Regions from separate parts of the Homo sapiens genome. Here region 1 is linked to region 2. A link is a loop called in an ENCODE intact Hi-C map of the cell type or tissue named here. Cell type or tissue: HepG2. All regions are shown on one strand.

Region 1 (8,000 bases), 50 kb before region 2:
ATAGTAGAAAAAACCTAGTTCATATCCTGCCACTAACTAGCCATAGTCTTAGATGAATTACTTAAACTCAGTTTCTATAAAATGTGGTGATGCATGGTATCTAAGACGTTACATCAGTTAGGATTTAGTTGCAAGTGACAGAAAATCCAACTGAAACTGGTTTAAACTGTTAAGCAAAAAGTTACTCTATTGGCTCTTGCAAATAAAATCTAGAGATAGTTCTAACTTCAGAAACAGTTTGAACAGTGTTCCAAAGAGGCCACATGAACCAAGTTGTTCTTTATTTTACTCTCTACTGCTCCATGTGTTTGGCTTCATTTCAGACCATGCATGGCGGCAAGATGGCAGCCCCAGTACCAGCCAACATGTCTCCATGGTTCAAATGTGGATTTGAGGGCAAACTCAGAAGCCCAAACAGACCCTCCAAAATGAGACTGAGTTATGTTCTTATCCCTGAACCAATCACTGACCACAGGAGAAACTGACACTCTGGATCATATGCCAGTCCTGGGTCGGACACCATCCCTGGAATGCGAGGTGGTAGGGAGGGACTGTCAACTCCACAAAAACCACAGGGATGGAAAGTGGGGAAGGGTGGATCCCCCACAAACATTGGAGGCCGTTCCTGGAAACAGGGTAAGTGAAGAGGGGCTGGCCAAGAAACCACACACATCTACCATGCAGATCTCAGTTCCAACATTCTGCAGTTCTGTGAGGCCCTCCTACGGCCCAGAATACCAGCATAGAAAACCACATTCACCAGACTGCCCTCCAGATGGAGCAGGAATGGGCTTGGGGAGGAAGGAATCCCATTTCCATTTAGGATGACTACAATCATACACTTCAAGAGTCCTGACTGGAAAGGCTGTCTCTCCTGGCAAACCAGTCCCATTTCTCATTTCTCTAGGAGAAATGCACACAAAACTTTCCATACTCCTGCCTGGCATTAGCTCTCTGCTGACCTCCATCTCCCTTTCACCCTGTCTGCCTCTGCTCGGAATGTGTCTCTCTTGGACTACCGCTGTCTCCTATCTGACTTCCTCTGCTACCTCTCTCTATTCCTCTCTCCCTCCAATACTGACCGGTTGAAGCTGTCATTACTGTCTGCCTAGCTTTCTCAAGAGTTTCTACCTCTGTTTCTTTCTATTCTCTCTCTTTTTGGGGTTCTCCCTGTCTCTGCCTTATTTTTTCTCTGTCTTATCCTGTCTGTGCTTCTCTACCTCAGTCTCCAAGAACCTGCCTGTCACTTTCTTTACTTGGCACTTTCATTCTTTGTGTCTGCCTCCCTTTCTGCATCTGCTTTTGTCTCTATCTTTTTCTGAAATAGACAGTTCTCACTGCTCCAGATAGGGTCTAAAAATGTCTACAAGTCCTGCTTATTCCATATGTTTATCAGCAGATGGACCAACACTGTTTGAGGATGGAGGCAAGACCTTGAAGGAGGAGAATTTAGAGAGAAGAAGGAAGCATTGACAGGGCACCTGAATCATGGTGCTGTGAATAAGGGGTTATTCAGACCAAACCTACACAGCACACACACACATTAATGTCACAAACCACCTTCAGATAGGCGCTAATCTTCTCCATCACAGTCACAGTTGGGTATGGTTGAAGTTTTGTTTTTTCTCAGTTGAACGCTTTTTAACTGATTAGCTGCTCCCTGGATTTCAAAGCAGCTTGGATATCTGTAACTGACACACAATCTCAGTGCCGCAGCCTAGCAGTTTACAACAGGTCCTTTGGATGAACTGACTTTGCCATTGTGTGCCTTGTGAGTTTCACTGTGTGGACAGCTCAGCCCCTGTTTTCTCTGTGGCAGTTATCCAGGTCCTGCTTCTCAGTGACTAAACACATCTCTGGTGCCCAATGCAGTGAGGGCTGACATTAGGCCCTTCTTAACATTAGTCTACAATTTCCAATTCAATAGAAGATATTGCTGGGTTTTGGAAAATAGAATGTGGCAGAAGTAGACATATATCCAACAGGCTTTGCACTCAGGTTTTATTTTTACACAGAGTTTAAAACTTATATCACATACCATCCCAAGGACTGTCCTAATCTTCAACAAAGTTAGTTTTCATTTCATTATTTCTTCATTTTAAAGGTTGATACATTGGCTTTTGCAGTCACCAGCATATTTTTTAACTACTATGATGTAAATGGCAAAGAATGTGGGGAGGCCATAGGACTGTTAGGTTTTGTTGTTGTTGTTTGCTTTCCATCTTCAACAGTTTTCTGCTCTGTGATGGTAAACAAATCAACTTCTATGAGTGCCAATTTCCACATTAATAAAAGATAACAGAAACAGGTGCCTAGCGTCAGTGCCTAGTACTTAGTACAGGCTGATTAAATGTGTTCATTCATTAAAGACAATGGTTGTCAGCTTTGGCTATCCATTAGCATCTCCTGGGAAGCTTTTAAAAACCCTGAAGACAGGCTGTAGATTAGACCAATTACATAAGGATTTCTGAGTCTGAGACCCGGGCAGCAGTATTTTTTTTTAATTCTCCCACACATCCCACTTGAGGTTATTCCACTGTGCAGCCAAGCCTGATAACCACTGATTTAAGAGGTTTACATTAGCTATGTGCTTATTTTGTACTTAATCAAGGGTCAAAGGCACTTGTTTTAAAAGTATCACTCAAAGACCCAGAATTAAACTTGGACTACACTCCCTAAGAATTAATTTCTCCAATTTCCAAAGAGTGCCTATTCCTATAAGCTCATCTAAAATGAAAAATGGCCCATAAAATATTCCTTATTTGGTCAAAGAGAAGCATATGTTAAACATTCAATTCAACAATTTCTATTGAGTACTGTCCAGTTACAGAGAACTGCACTAAACCAAAAGTCTCCATTGTCAAAAAATAATGCTTAAGTTCAAAAGGCACAACACAAGTAAAAAGCAATGCTTCATAAAAACAAAATAAAACAAAACAAAATGAACACTTCCTTCCCTTGGAAATTGACGCCTTTAAGCACACACCCTGCCAGCTTAATTTTCTGCTGATTATCAGCTCTCCTACTGCCTATAATGAGGGGCTTAAGAAGAGGAAGAGCAGCTGGGAACAGGAAGTTTGCAATGATGTGGGAGGTTTACTGGAAAATTATCTGCTAAGGAAATCATTTCAGTGGTCAACATTGCTAACAAAAATACATCGCGCTGACAAAAATATTGAACAAGCTTTGTGCTCAGTGAGACAGTGTTTTGTTTTCTCCACATTGAAGGATTTAATTTCAAATGCACCAAGGTGCTCTTGTGAATAGTAAAATAAAAACATATTTAAAAGCTTTGCTGAATTCATAATCAGATATGGCTATGTAATTTCCCAATCTATTATATAGGATTGAATACATTTTTCCAGCTTTATTGATGTACAATTGACAAATCAAATTGTATATATTTAGGTGTACAATGAGATGTTTTGATATACATACATGTTGTGAAATGATTACCACAATCAAGCTAATTAGCATAAACATCACCTCACATGGTTACCATTTTCCTTTTTGTGGTGAGACCATTTGAAACCTACTCTCAGCAAATGTCACAATATAATACCACATGATTACCTATGGTCACCATGCTGTACATTAGCTCTCCAGAACTCATTCATTCTGCATATTGAAATTTTGTACCCTTTGACCAGCATCTCCATGTCCCCAACCCCTCAGCTCCTGGCAACCACCATTCTACTCCTTACTTCTGGGACACAGTGTTTTTAATGTAAAACAAAAATACGTGACATTTTGTGTGTACATTCATGAATTTCTTTCCCATTTTGGGGATACCCTTGACATAGTCTAGAGATGATTTGTGTGTCTGCTTTTCTTTGCTCTCTGCTCTTTATTGGTTGCTCCTAGGCTGGAAAAGAGATGTAACCTCAGGAAGCAGGTGTGTGAAAGACGATCCAACTCGGGAGAATCCATGGACAGCTGGCCCTGAATCTTAGCCCTGCAAGTGATTGCTGTGATGTTCAGGTCCAACGTCTCAGGTCTCGTTCATACATCTCCACCTCTCACCGTCACTCACTGGATCCCAATATCACAGGCTGTGCAGAGGGAAGATTACTCCAAAGCTTGTTTTCTTCACATCTAGCCAACTAGTCTGTTCTCAAAAGAACTGAAAGGGATGTCCAGCCTTGATGGTCAGTCTGCTAGGAAAAGACACAGAGCCAGGAAGCCAGGGTTCAAGATTTGGTTTTATTCCTTACTGACTATATGATACCAGACAAGCATTGAGCCTCTTTGAGCCTTAGTTTCCTCAGTATAAAATGAGGGATACTAGTATTACCTACCTCTCAAAATTGTTGTAAAGATTTAGTGAAATGTAAGCTGTACAAATGACCAATGCCTTTTTAAAAATACTCTGAACCTGTTTTTTTTTTTTTTTAAGTTTGGAAATCTTAAACACTTAATAGAAAAAATTTGTAAGTGATGACTGAAATGAACCAAACTTTTTCTACAAACTTTAGCCTACAAAGCTCCCAGCACACACCTTAGCACAACCCTGCACCTTCTAAATAGGCAACACTGAACACTCCAGGGAGAAAGTCAGATTTCAAAGCGCTTTACCTTGTTCTTTCCTCTTTTCCCGCCTTGGCCTCCCAGGTAATTTATTACAGAGATCTGGCAAGGCTTCACAGTGAATGAAGCCTGGTGGTGCTACAGCGGGTGACAAAGGCAAACCGGATCCTGTATTTAAACAAAACTGAAGGAAGTGCAGAGAGCCCGCGTTTGGCTCTCCGCGAGGTCTCCATATGCTGGCCCTCCCGTGCACACACTGGGGAGCATTGTTCACAGTTTGAGAGTCATCGCTGCAGCCTGCACTGACGTGAGTCTCCACCATCAGCTAAGAGGAACACTGGTCTCCCACACAGCAGCCAAATCCAAGATCAGTGCTTCCCAGGGAGCACTAGAAACCAAACATAACAACAAGAAATGACTTTCCAAACACCCTTTCACAGAGAAAAATAGAGAGTACAAACAATATTTTCATCATTAGTAGTTATAAAATATTCATGATGTTCTAGGGAGATAAAAGGTAAGGATATCTCACCCCTCACCCATCCCCACCTACCTTGACCCATCCTTCCCAACCTCACCTGTAAAAGAGTTCAAATTGGACTTGTATAAATTCCCCCAAAGAGTGTACCTACTTCTGAAATACAGAGGAAGGAATGTTCTTCATTCTTACCTTCTGTTAAGGAGTTAAGAGAAGGTAGTACTATTTACTAAGTTCCTGGCATATACCAAGACATTTTCTTTTTTTCTGTTTTTTGTTTGTTTGTTTTTGTTTTTTGTTTTTTGAGACAGGTCTCCCTCTGTCACCCAGCCTGGAGTGCTGTGATGCAATCATAGCTCATTGCAGCCTACAACTCCTAGGCTCAAGTGATCCTCCTGCCTCAGCCTCCCACGCAGCTGGGACTACAGGTGGATCACCACGCCCAGCTAATTTTTTTTTTTTCTTGGTAGAGACAGTTGCCCAGGCTGCTCTTGAACTCCTGGCCTCAAAGGATCCTCCAGACTTGGCATCCCAAAGTGCTGGGATTACAGACATGAGACATTTTCACAGACAGTATTTAATCCTTTTTATGACACTTTGAGATAGGTATTCTTATGCCTATCGATGTGGAAACTGAGGGTCAGAAAGATTAAGAAACTTATTCATGGCCATGCACAGTAGTCATGCCTATAGTCCCAGTGAGAGGTGAAGCTGGCTGGGCTTCTGGGTGGGGTGGGGACGTGGAGAACTTTTCTGTGTAGCTAAAGGTTTGTAAACACACCAATCAGCACTCTGTAAAATGCCCCAAGTGGGCGGATCATGAGGTCAGGAGATCGAGACCATCCTGGCAACACGGTGAAACCCCGTCTCTACTAAAAATATTAAAAAAAATAGCCGGACGTGGTGGCAGGCGCCTGTAGTCCCAGCTACTTGGGAGGCTGAGGCAGGAGAATGGCGTGAACCTAGGAGGCGGAGCTTGCAGTGAGCTGAGATCGTGCCACTGCACTCCAGCCTGGGCAACAGAGCGAGACTCTGTTTCAAAAAAAAAAAAAAGTGGACCAACCAGCGCTCTGTAAAGTGGACCATTCAGCAGGACATGGGTGGGGCCAAATAAGGGAATAAAAGCTGGACACCCGAGCCAGCAGCGGCAACCCACTCAGGTCCCCTTCGACACTGTGAAAGTTTTGTTCTTTTGGTCTTCACAATAAATCTTGCTGCTGCTCACTCTTTGGGTCCGCACTACCTTTAAAAGCTGTAACACTCACTGCGAAGGTCTGTGGCTTCACTCCTGAAGTCACGAACCCACCAGAAGGAAAAAACTCCGGACACATCTGAACATCTGAACGAACAAATTTCGGACACACCATCTTTAAGAACTGTAAGACTCACGGCGAGGGTCCGCGGCTTCATTCTTGAAGTCAGCGAGACCAAGAACCCACCTGAAGGAACCAATTCTGGACATACTAGCACTTTGGGAGGCCGAGGCGGGCAGATCACCTGAGATTGGGAGTTCAAGACCAGCCTGACCAACATGGAGAAACCCCGCCTCTACTAAAAATACAAAACTAGCCGGCCATGGTGGCACATGCCTGTAATCCCAGCTACTCAGGAGGCTGAGGCAGTAGAATCACTTGAGCCTGGGAGGCAGAGGTTGCGGTGAGCTGGGATCGCACCATTGCACTCCAGCCTGGGCAGCAAGAGTGAAACTCCATCTCAAAAAAAAAGAAAAAAAAAAGAAAGAAAAACAAAAGAAAAGAAACTTATTCAGAGTCACATAGAAAACAATTGGTAAAAACAGTATTCTAACCTAAATCTGCCTCGTTCTCTCTATTCATTTATCTTCTAAAACATGATGCAGAGAAGTATTAGTATAAACTATCGCTGTAATTCTTTGCTTGGTGAAATAGCAAAAATATTGAGATTATTTTAGAATAAATAATTAGTCCTGGGTATCTTCTTCTAAAAGGCAATGTTTACTAGTGGAAAAGCCCTAAAAGATGACGCCCCGCTGATATTTAAAAATGACCAAATTTATTCAATAGATCTCAATGAGTCAAATTCTGATATTCCATTGAAATCCCTGAGAAGGCAAGAAAATGCTACCAAATCATGAGACCTGTCAAGGGGAGAAGAAAGGCCTTTCATTAGAAAGTGAACATTCAATCATTCTTGGCTCACAAACATGTAGGGAACTGTTGGGACCTATGTCTTAAGCAATTTATTACCAATAACTGAAGCTAGCAAGTGATTACTCAAATATGACTGAGTGCTCAGTACAGTATACGTTCTACTTTTTTGTGTGCTTGAAAACTTTCATAATAAAAAGATTTAGATTTTGTTTCTTTTTAATTTTCCTTATTTTTGTTGAAGTATAATTTTTATATAGTGAAACGACAGGTCTTAAATATACAGTTGGACAAGTTTCAACAGTTGCATACATCTGTATAACCCACATCCCATTAAGATATAGAATATTGCCATAACTCCCAAAATTTCCATCATGCCATCCCAGTCAATCTCTGTCCACTCCCTGCCCCACTTGAAACCACTGTCCTGATTTCTTTTGCAATAGATTGCATTTGCCTGTTTCAGAACTTCATATAAATGGAATCTTACAATATGTACCCTTTTGTGCCTGACTTCCTTTCACTCGGTATAGCAATACTGAGGCCTATCCATGTGTCGTATGTATCAGGAGCTATTGTGTTTTTGTTATCTCCGAGCAGAACTCTGCTGTATGTAAATATCCATGTTGTTTATTCATTCCCCTGCTGATGGACATTTGGGTTGTTTCTAGTTTGTTGCTATTTTTGTTGAGGCCAAGGCTGGGAAAAGAGAAAAGAGAAAAGAAAAACATTTTTTGAAATCTAATTTTCTTCTTGGAGTATTCAGTATTATGAATAAAGCTGCTATGGACATTCATGTACAAGTCTTCTCTGTTTCCAGATGTTTTCATTTCTCCTGAGTAAATACCTAGAAGTGCATTTGCCAGGTC
Region 2 (8,000 bases):
AGATCAGCACTGCACCCATAACAAAAGGTTAAGATAGCTGAAGTTCAGGACTTCGCCTCCTTTGGGAGGATGCAATTTAGGTTTTACTTCTTTCTAGGCTCCCCACTTCCTGGGAGGTTGTCCTTTCTGGAATGTAATAGAATATTATGACTGGTGCTTTTTCTTCAGTGCTTCTCTTGTTGTGGGTGTGGTCAGGAAGAGGCGAGGAGGAAAGACAGTTATAGCTCAGAGGCTTGCTCAAGCCCAATTGTAGAGGACTGTTTTCAACTGCAAGCAGGCATCGGGCCCCACCCTGACCCTGGGCAGAGTTCAGTATTCACAGTCCTTAGTTGGAGCTTTGGCTATTCTTTGGTATCCACCCTCAACTATTTTTTGTTTGGCCTTCTGTTAAGTGTGAGAGATAGAACTAAGAAAGTCTCAGATGTAGGAAAGAATATTGAAATCTGGGTTACCAGTTGCATTCAAAGCTCATAAGTGGAGAATCATGTTCTTTTTATTAGCATCCTTACCACCATTCCGTGTCTACTAAAAGCAAAGTATTATAATAGACTCTAGCAGTGGTGAGCTGGAGCTAGTTCAAACCAGTTTATGAGTCTAATTGTTAAATTTTTAGGAAATTTGCAAACTGATTGTTAAATGTAATGATTATTAAAGATTAAATTACATAAAATAACTGTTGAATAAATCAGATTTAAAATGAAGTTAATAAAGATACAAACTCATCATTTCTTAATTATTTCCCATTTTACTATTAACTGTGCCCTTGAGGCTGCTCAGATGAATGATGTCTGTGTAGTGGAAATACCCTCTAACGTGTGCTACTGCGCACCTGTTCCCTACCCCTTGTTCAGTGACATACGTCATGCTAGTAGCTCGGAATCAGACAGATGGGAGTATTTACTCCACAGGACTCAGAAAACCTCTGTAAATCAGGGCCTCCCCCATGCCCCTTGGAGAGTCAGTTGTTAACCCTTTACAAGCACGCCACTGACTCTAGTGGTCAATAAATAATCAGACCTGCCCACAGGGTGCTTATAACACATTGAGGGAAATAAGTCCTTCAAGTCTTGGGTTGGGCACTATCTATCTCTAAAATGCCAAACATGGGAATGAAAGGACATGAGCTTTGAAGTAAGAGATACCTGCATTAGCATCCCAGTCTGCCACTCTGTATGACCCTAAATAAGTTACCTAATTTTTTTTAATCATTGGCAAAATGGGAATAATAGCACCTCCTCACAAGATTGTCATGAGGATTTAGTGGTAAAGATATAAGAGTCTAGAAAGGGCATTTCTGATTACAGGACCAGCATGAGAAGTTGAGTAAAAGCATAAAAGTGAAAAGACTAGTCAAAGAATGGCCAGTGGTCTAGTATGCCTGGATATTAAGACAGATCAGTTGAGCCCAGGAGTTTGAGACTAGCCTGGGCAATACGGCGAAACCCCATGTCTACAAAAAAAATACCAGGTATGGTGGTGCATACCTGTAGTCCCGGCTACTCGGGAGGCCGAGGCAGGAGAATCACTTGAGCCTAGCAGGTTAAGGCTGCAGTGAGCCAAGACTGTATCACTGTACTCCAACTTGGGTGACAAAGCGAGATCCTGTCTCAAAAAAACAAAAGGAGAGACACCAGAGATATCAAGATGGACAGAGTGTATTATGATGTGACCCTGGAAATGCAGGATTAAACAGTGAAACTGGATGGGTCAGGGCTGGGGAGATGGAGCCACTGTGAAGTCAGTCAGCTTTCCAAGTAATCATGTTTTAAAGGCAGCAAAGTCAGGTATAATTCAGACAATCATCTCAATTAGGAGGTACAATCTATAGGCAGTGTCATGGGCTGGGGAGATCTGTTCATCCAAGACTAATCCCCAGCCATAACTGGAAATATAGGGGCCTTGCCTAGCCCCTAAAGAGGGTGTCAGGAGAAACTAGGCAGGAGGCCAGGACCTTAGTTAAATAGGCAAAAGTTTAGGGAGGAGGTGGGTAGTATGAGTACTATAGTAGGACCAAGATACTACTAATAGGTAGGACAGACAAATTAATTACCAAGCAGTAAATCAAGGTATTATTGAAATGGACCAATAATAAAGGTGTTAAATTTTATCTGGGATGACTTAACTACAAATAACAGAATATTGGGATGATCTGGGATGATTTAGCTATAAGTAACAGACTATTGGGATGATTTTAGCTACAAGTAACAATATTTAACTAACAGTGGCTTAAGCAATAAAGATAGCAAAGTATCTCTCAAGAAGTCTGGAAGTAGGTGCTTTAGGATTGGCTTGGTGGCTAAACATTGTTATCAAAAGGCCAAGCTCTTTCTACTTTTTCACTTTGATACTCTTACTGCTGTTCTCAGTGTGTCTGCTTTTATTCTTGATGTTAGGGCCTTATGGTCATTAGATAGCTGCCAAGCTCACATCACCTCAATCAAAGCAGACCTCCTTAATGTCTCTCTTTTTAATCAGAGAGCAAAATCCTCCCTGCAAGCCTCAGCAGATTTCTCTCTACATTTCATTGGCAAGGATGGTTTACATACTGTAATAGGCAGAATAATGCTGTCAAAGATGTTCAAATTCTAGTCCCCTGGAACCTGTGACTATGTTACCTTACATGGCAAAAGGGACTTTGCAGATATGATTAAGGGCATGAATCTTGAGATGGGGAGGCTATGCTGGATTACCAGTGCGCCCCATCTAATCACATTAGCCCAGGGGAGTAAGGGAGATGGCAGCGTGGGAAGTATTTGGGGATGAGATGTAGGAGGTGATGTATAAGAACAGGAGAGAGATCCCTTAAATATGTATAAATATAATGTAGCAATAAAAACAAACAAGTGCCACCTGTAACTACTGCTAATAGGAATGTGCACTCAGGGCAACTTGAATGTATGCCCTCAGGTGGCTATCCTCAAGCTTTAGCCTAAAAAAAACTCTATACTTAATCATTAAAAAAAAAACAAAAAAACCACAAAAAACAAAAAAAAAAGAGAGGCTGCTAGAAGCTAATAGAGACCCCCAGATAACAGATAGCAAGGAAACAGGGACCCCAGTCCTGCAGCTGCAAGGAACTAAAATCAGCCAACACCTGATACAGCAAGGAAACAGATTCTACCCTCAAGCCTCCAGAAAGGAACACAGCCCTGTGGACACCTTGATTTTAGCCCAGTGAGACATGAACCAGACTTCTGGCCTATATCACTGTAAGAAAATAAATGTGTGTGGTTTTGAGCTAAAGTTGTAGTAATTTGTTACAACAGCAACAGAAAACTAGTACACATACCCTCCCCTAAAGTAGCCTGGGGTAACCATGCTTGGCTCACCCTGATTAGGGAATGTCTCCTGGGAATGGGCAACAGGCCATGTTCCCTGAGTGTGCTGTCAAGTATCCATAAAATAAGGAATGAGATGAGTGGAGAACAAACAGGTAAGGAGCACGGTAGTAGGCCTGGGGTTCAGCAGGTAAGCTCCAGGATACACAAGCCAGTTGTTTTCAGTCATCTTCTCTTCTAATTGGTATGGTAATTCTTTTTTTTTTTTTTTCTTTTGAGACGGAGCCTTGCTCTATCACCCAGGCTGGAGTACAGTGGCACAATTTCAGCTCACAGCAACCTCTGCCTCCCAGGTTCAAGCGAGTCTCCTGCTTCAGCCTCCTGAGTAGCTGGGAATACAGGCACCTGCCACAATGCCTGGCTAATTTTTGTATTTTCAGTAGAGACAGGGTTTCACAACAATGGCCAGGCTCGTCTCAAACTCATGACCTCAATGTTCTGCCCGCCTCAGCCTCTCAAAGTGTTGGGATTACAGGTATGAGCCAATGCACCTGGCCTGGTATGGTCATTAAACACTTTGAATATCACCCTTGGTTATATCTAGGGAGCTATATAGGTTCCCAGATATCACCCCATTACACTAGGACCCAGTCCTAACTGGGAAAACAAACTCAGAGTATGGGCACACAGGTTCCCGGCTTCTGGCAGAGCTGCTAGAGCTCAAATCTGGAGAATGCTACTTCCAGTATTTCAGCAAATCCAAGAGGCCTTCAGTCACGATGCACCATTATTTTACAAACCACTAAGAAAGAAAAAGTGCCACAAAACAATGACATGTCATTGATTGTAACATCAATGTTAAATGAGTAAGAGGTTAATATGAGAAAAAGTGTGCATCTTAGAATCAACCAAATATGATGATACAAAATTTTCACAAATGGTAAGGGTTAACCCTTGATGTGCTGCTGGCTCAGTCAAAATTGGTCGGGGAATTGGGGGAATGTATACTCATGGGTGTCTAGCTAGGGAAGGCAGAGGCCAAGGTGGGAAGGCGAGAGTGTTGCTCCTGGAGTTCCTTGAAGCCAAGCTAAGGGATGTGAACTTCCTCTAGCAGGCAGTCACTGAAGGTTTCCTGGCATGACAGTATGATGCTGGTGTCTCTGATCATATGTTCCCCTGGCATCTGAAACATCTGAAACAGTATTTATGACTCCATCTCATATCAAAGCATAAACAGTCACTCCCCTCTTGCCCAAGACAGTTGGAATGGAGCAGTTGTTGAGGTCATCTTTGACTAGCACTGGTCAGTGCATTTACCCCGGTTACAAGTGAGGACACACTCAAAAGACAGCTTTATTTTAGTAAGGAGCTCAGGTTTACTCATCCTGATGTGCAGGGCACATGCGTCCTCTGCGTCCTCAAGTGATGGACAAGCCCTCTTTGCGCCCTCCCCAAGACTTTGCCCTGGGGTCCCCAGAGGCAGCAGGGATTACACCAAAGGCTTACTCTGGACAGAGGAAAAGGTTGCACAGAGCCTTTAGGTGTCACCAAAGATCAATGTTGCCTCCTATTTCTTCTCTTTGCCTAGGACTGACCCTGAGTCCAGAAAATTTGAAGAGCTTTCTGAATACTTTTATCATTAGGAAAAAAAATGACAGCATCACCATATGGAAAAGGCCCTAAGAAATCACCTCAAATCCCACAGTTTTTCTGATTAGAAAACAGAAACTTGGGAAATGAATGTGTCTGACCTGAGGTAACCTACCTAGAAACAGCAGAGCTGGGCAGGGATCCAGGTTTCCTGCCATCCCCAGGGCATGCCAGGAAAGGCAGCCGGATGAGTGCACAAAGCCCCTCCCCAGGCATGCTAGGGGTCTGTCTTTTGCAAACTCAGGGCCTTGAAAAAGTCACTTAACATCTTTCTTTTTCCTTTTATTTATTTATTTATTTTTGAGACAGAGTCTCATTCTTGTTGCCTAGGCTGGAGTGCAGTGGCACAATCTCAGCTCACTGCAACCTCTGCCTCCCAGGTTAAGGCGAGAGTGTTGGTCAAGTGATTCTCCTGCCTCAGCCTCCCGAGTAGCTGAGATTACAGGCACCCACAACCATGCCTGGCTGATTTTTGTATTTTTGGTAGAGACGGGGTTTCACCATGTTGGCCAGGCTGGTCTTGAACTACTGACCTCAGGTGATCCACCCACCTTGGCCTCCCAAAGTGCTAGAATTACAGGCGTGAGCCACCTTGCCGGGCCTTTTGTTTTGTTTTGTTTTTTGAGACAGAGTCTTGCTCTGTTGCCCAGGCTGGAGTGCAGTGGTGCAATCTTGGCTCACTGCAACGTCTGCCTCCCAGGTTCAAGCGATTCTTGTGCCTCAACCTTTGGAGTAGCTGGGTTTACACCACACCCGGCTAATTTTTGTGTTTTTAATAATGACGGGATTTCACCATGTTGGCCAGGCTGGTCTTGAACTCCTGACTTCAAGTGATCTGCCCATCTCCCAAAGAGCTGGGATTACAGGCATGAGCCACAGCACCCGGCCTTCCATTCTCTCGACTACAAAATGAGGCTAGTAATAATACCTACTGCAGAGCCTTGTTGGAAAGATTAAGGCTTAGCCCTTAGACCTGCCAGGGAGTAATTGTCCCTACAGAGTCATCATATTGCTGTTACTGTTTTATGCAATCCCAGGCTGCCTCCATCACCTCGCTCCTGCTATCAAGATGAAGGTCTGCACTTTGAGACTTAGGGGCAGAGGAATCTATGGAATTTGCTCCCTTTGCTAATCTGGCAAAGTCAACAAATCATGTCTGTTCAACCCGAGAGGAGCCTCTGGAGATGTTAGGTCACGGCATGGAGCAGTTTCAAGTGAGAGGCATAGAGTGCAGGATGGAGGGAGAGTCAACAGCACAGCAGGGGAAAGGAATAGGCTTTCTGAGGGCTTGGGGAGGCCAGTTGAGTGTGGAAAGGAAGGGAAAGGGGTGCATGAGCTATGAGGGGGCCTGGGTGAGGGCACTTGGCACGGGAGCAGAGTGTAGAAGGCCAGGAAGGGGGACTGTGATGTGGGCATTTATGGCTAGAAAAAAAGGGGACTCAGTGCCTATGAAAAGAATCATTTTCTGTGGAGCTCAGGAAGGGCCTCTCACAGGAGATTTCCTACATGGGGCTCCAGGCCTTGGCTGTCTTCCCAGGGAAAGGTGGTGTTTGCCATGGGGAACTTGCACACTGCATGGCTTAATTCACACAGAAATGTTGCCCACTCCTGTCTCTGGCACTGCTAGTCTCCCTGAGCCTTGTTCAGCTGGGAACAAACATGCTCTTTCCTTGAACCACACTCTTCAAATGTCTCAATGCAAGACACTGAGGTCAGGGCAGAAGTGGAATAGCGGGGCATGGTAGGTACGAATAATGTTGGAGTAAGGGGAAGTGAGAGCCATGAGGGAACTATTTCAAAGAAATGGGCCCTCGGCACTGGGCTTTGGTGTGGCCCTGGGATTGCTGGCCAGCCCCAGTCCACTGGTCATGCAGACATGGCTATTCAGCAAAGCTGGACATAGTCCAAGGCAAGGCCCCCTTGGAGAGAAGAATTTCAAAATTAAAAACAAAACCAAAAGAAAGCACAATCAACTCCCGCTCCTCTTTTTCCCACCCCTAGTCAAATAGTACAGTCTACACTGTTGAAAAATCACATCTCAGGAACAGCACACACTTTCTGACAGCATCTGCCAAGATTTCCGATGAGGCTGATAGAAACGTGTTCCATTGTCATGTTGGATAATGAGTAGACGGGAGTCCTTGCACATCTGTTCAGGCAAGATAATGGTAATATTATTACTAGAGGCATTGTGCTGCAAATACAATCTATTTTTTGTCTCTCCTACCCCCTGCTCATATCCCTCTCTTTCCTCTCTTCTCTTCTTACTGTTGTGTGTCTCCCTTCTCATGTTTTCTTTCTCGCTCTCACCTTTCCTCTTCTCTTTTTACTTCTGTCCTCACCTAGGTGTCCTGCTCAGCTTGCAGAAACCCATGGGACAAAGTGAGGAATTCCCTTCAAATCAGGAGCACGGCTGCCAAGAAGGCACTATGGGCAGGGGTTGGCTGCTGAGATCATGAGAGAGGGGAGTCTTTGGGTCCTTCCTTGCAGGCTTGGTGATTCCTACTGTAAAGGACCCTCTCCTATTTGTCAGCAAAAGTCCTTCAGCCCAGTCAGAGAAACCACCAGACCTGCCCCATGCCCAACATCATCAGCAAAGAATCAAGGAGACAGTAATGTGACCAGCTAATTCCTGACAAAGGGACAACAGATGCAAAGGGTTTAATATTTTTAACATCTAAGAATGTTTTGCATCATAACAGGACACTTCTGGATGCCTAACCGATTTATAAAGAAATGCAATTTTAAAACTGTATAAGCATGAAGAATCAGAATGTGGGGTTGAACTTCAGAGTCAAGGAGAGCCATCCTTGTGTTTCCCAAATAATTCATTCATACATGTTTGTCAACAAATATTTACTCAGTACCTACTATGTGGCAGGCAATGATGGTTACTCTCTCATAGATGGAAAGCTATGATCCCTGCCTTTCAGGGTCTTAAAGTCTACCCCAAGGCAAACTTCTACCAAATCTAAACATAACTTTCGTCCTGAACATATCTTTTACGTGGAAGCAGAATCCACTTGGGGCATCTTCACTGTGTAATTACCTCAGGTATCAACATAAAAATGG

Evidence for each region. A loop is a pair of places that touch in the nucleus more often than their neighbours do. Peaks named below come from ENCODE experiments on the same cell type or tissue, not always from the same donor. Only the 100,000 strongest peaks of a DNase experiment are listed, where the experiment ranks them.
Region 1: a loop joins it to region 2, with 6 times the contacts of the local background. A loop is called at or near these places in 20 of 110 quality-filtered maps.

What each region holds. Positions count from the first base shown.
Region 1 is chr6:52,637,066-52,645,065 of GRCh38, reverse strand. No RefSeq gene overlaps it. Among named protein-coding and RNA genes, the nearest start is that of TMEM14A, 30 kb to the left of the region's middle. In HepG2, no CTCF peak of the experiment used is centred here; a DNase peak (open chromatin) is centred at 4,765; H3K4me3 peaks cover 578 bases; H3K27me3 peaks cover 1,985 bases.
Region 2 is chr6:52,587,329-52,595,328 of GRCh38, reverse strand. LOC124901330 (a long non-coding RNA gene) reads right to left here and starts at 1,524. Exons shown (of 2, transcript XR_007059610.1): 1 at 1,485-1,524. RefSeq lists a cis regulatory region at 6,065-6,076 and an enhancer at 5,999-6,143. In HepG2, a CTCF peak has its summit at 4,820; DNase peaks (open chromatin) are centred at 4,518, 4,808, 5,068, 6,038 and 1 weaker place; H3K4me3 peaks cover 840 bases.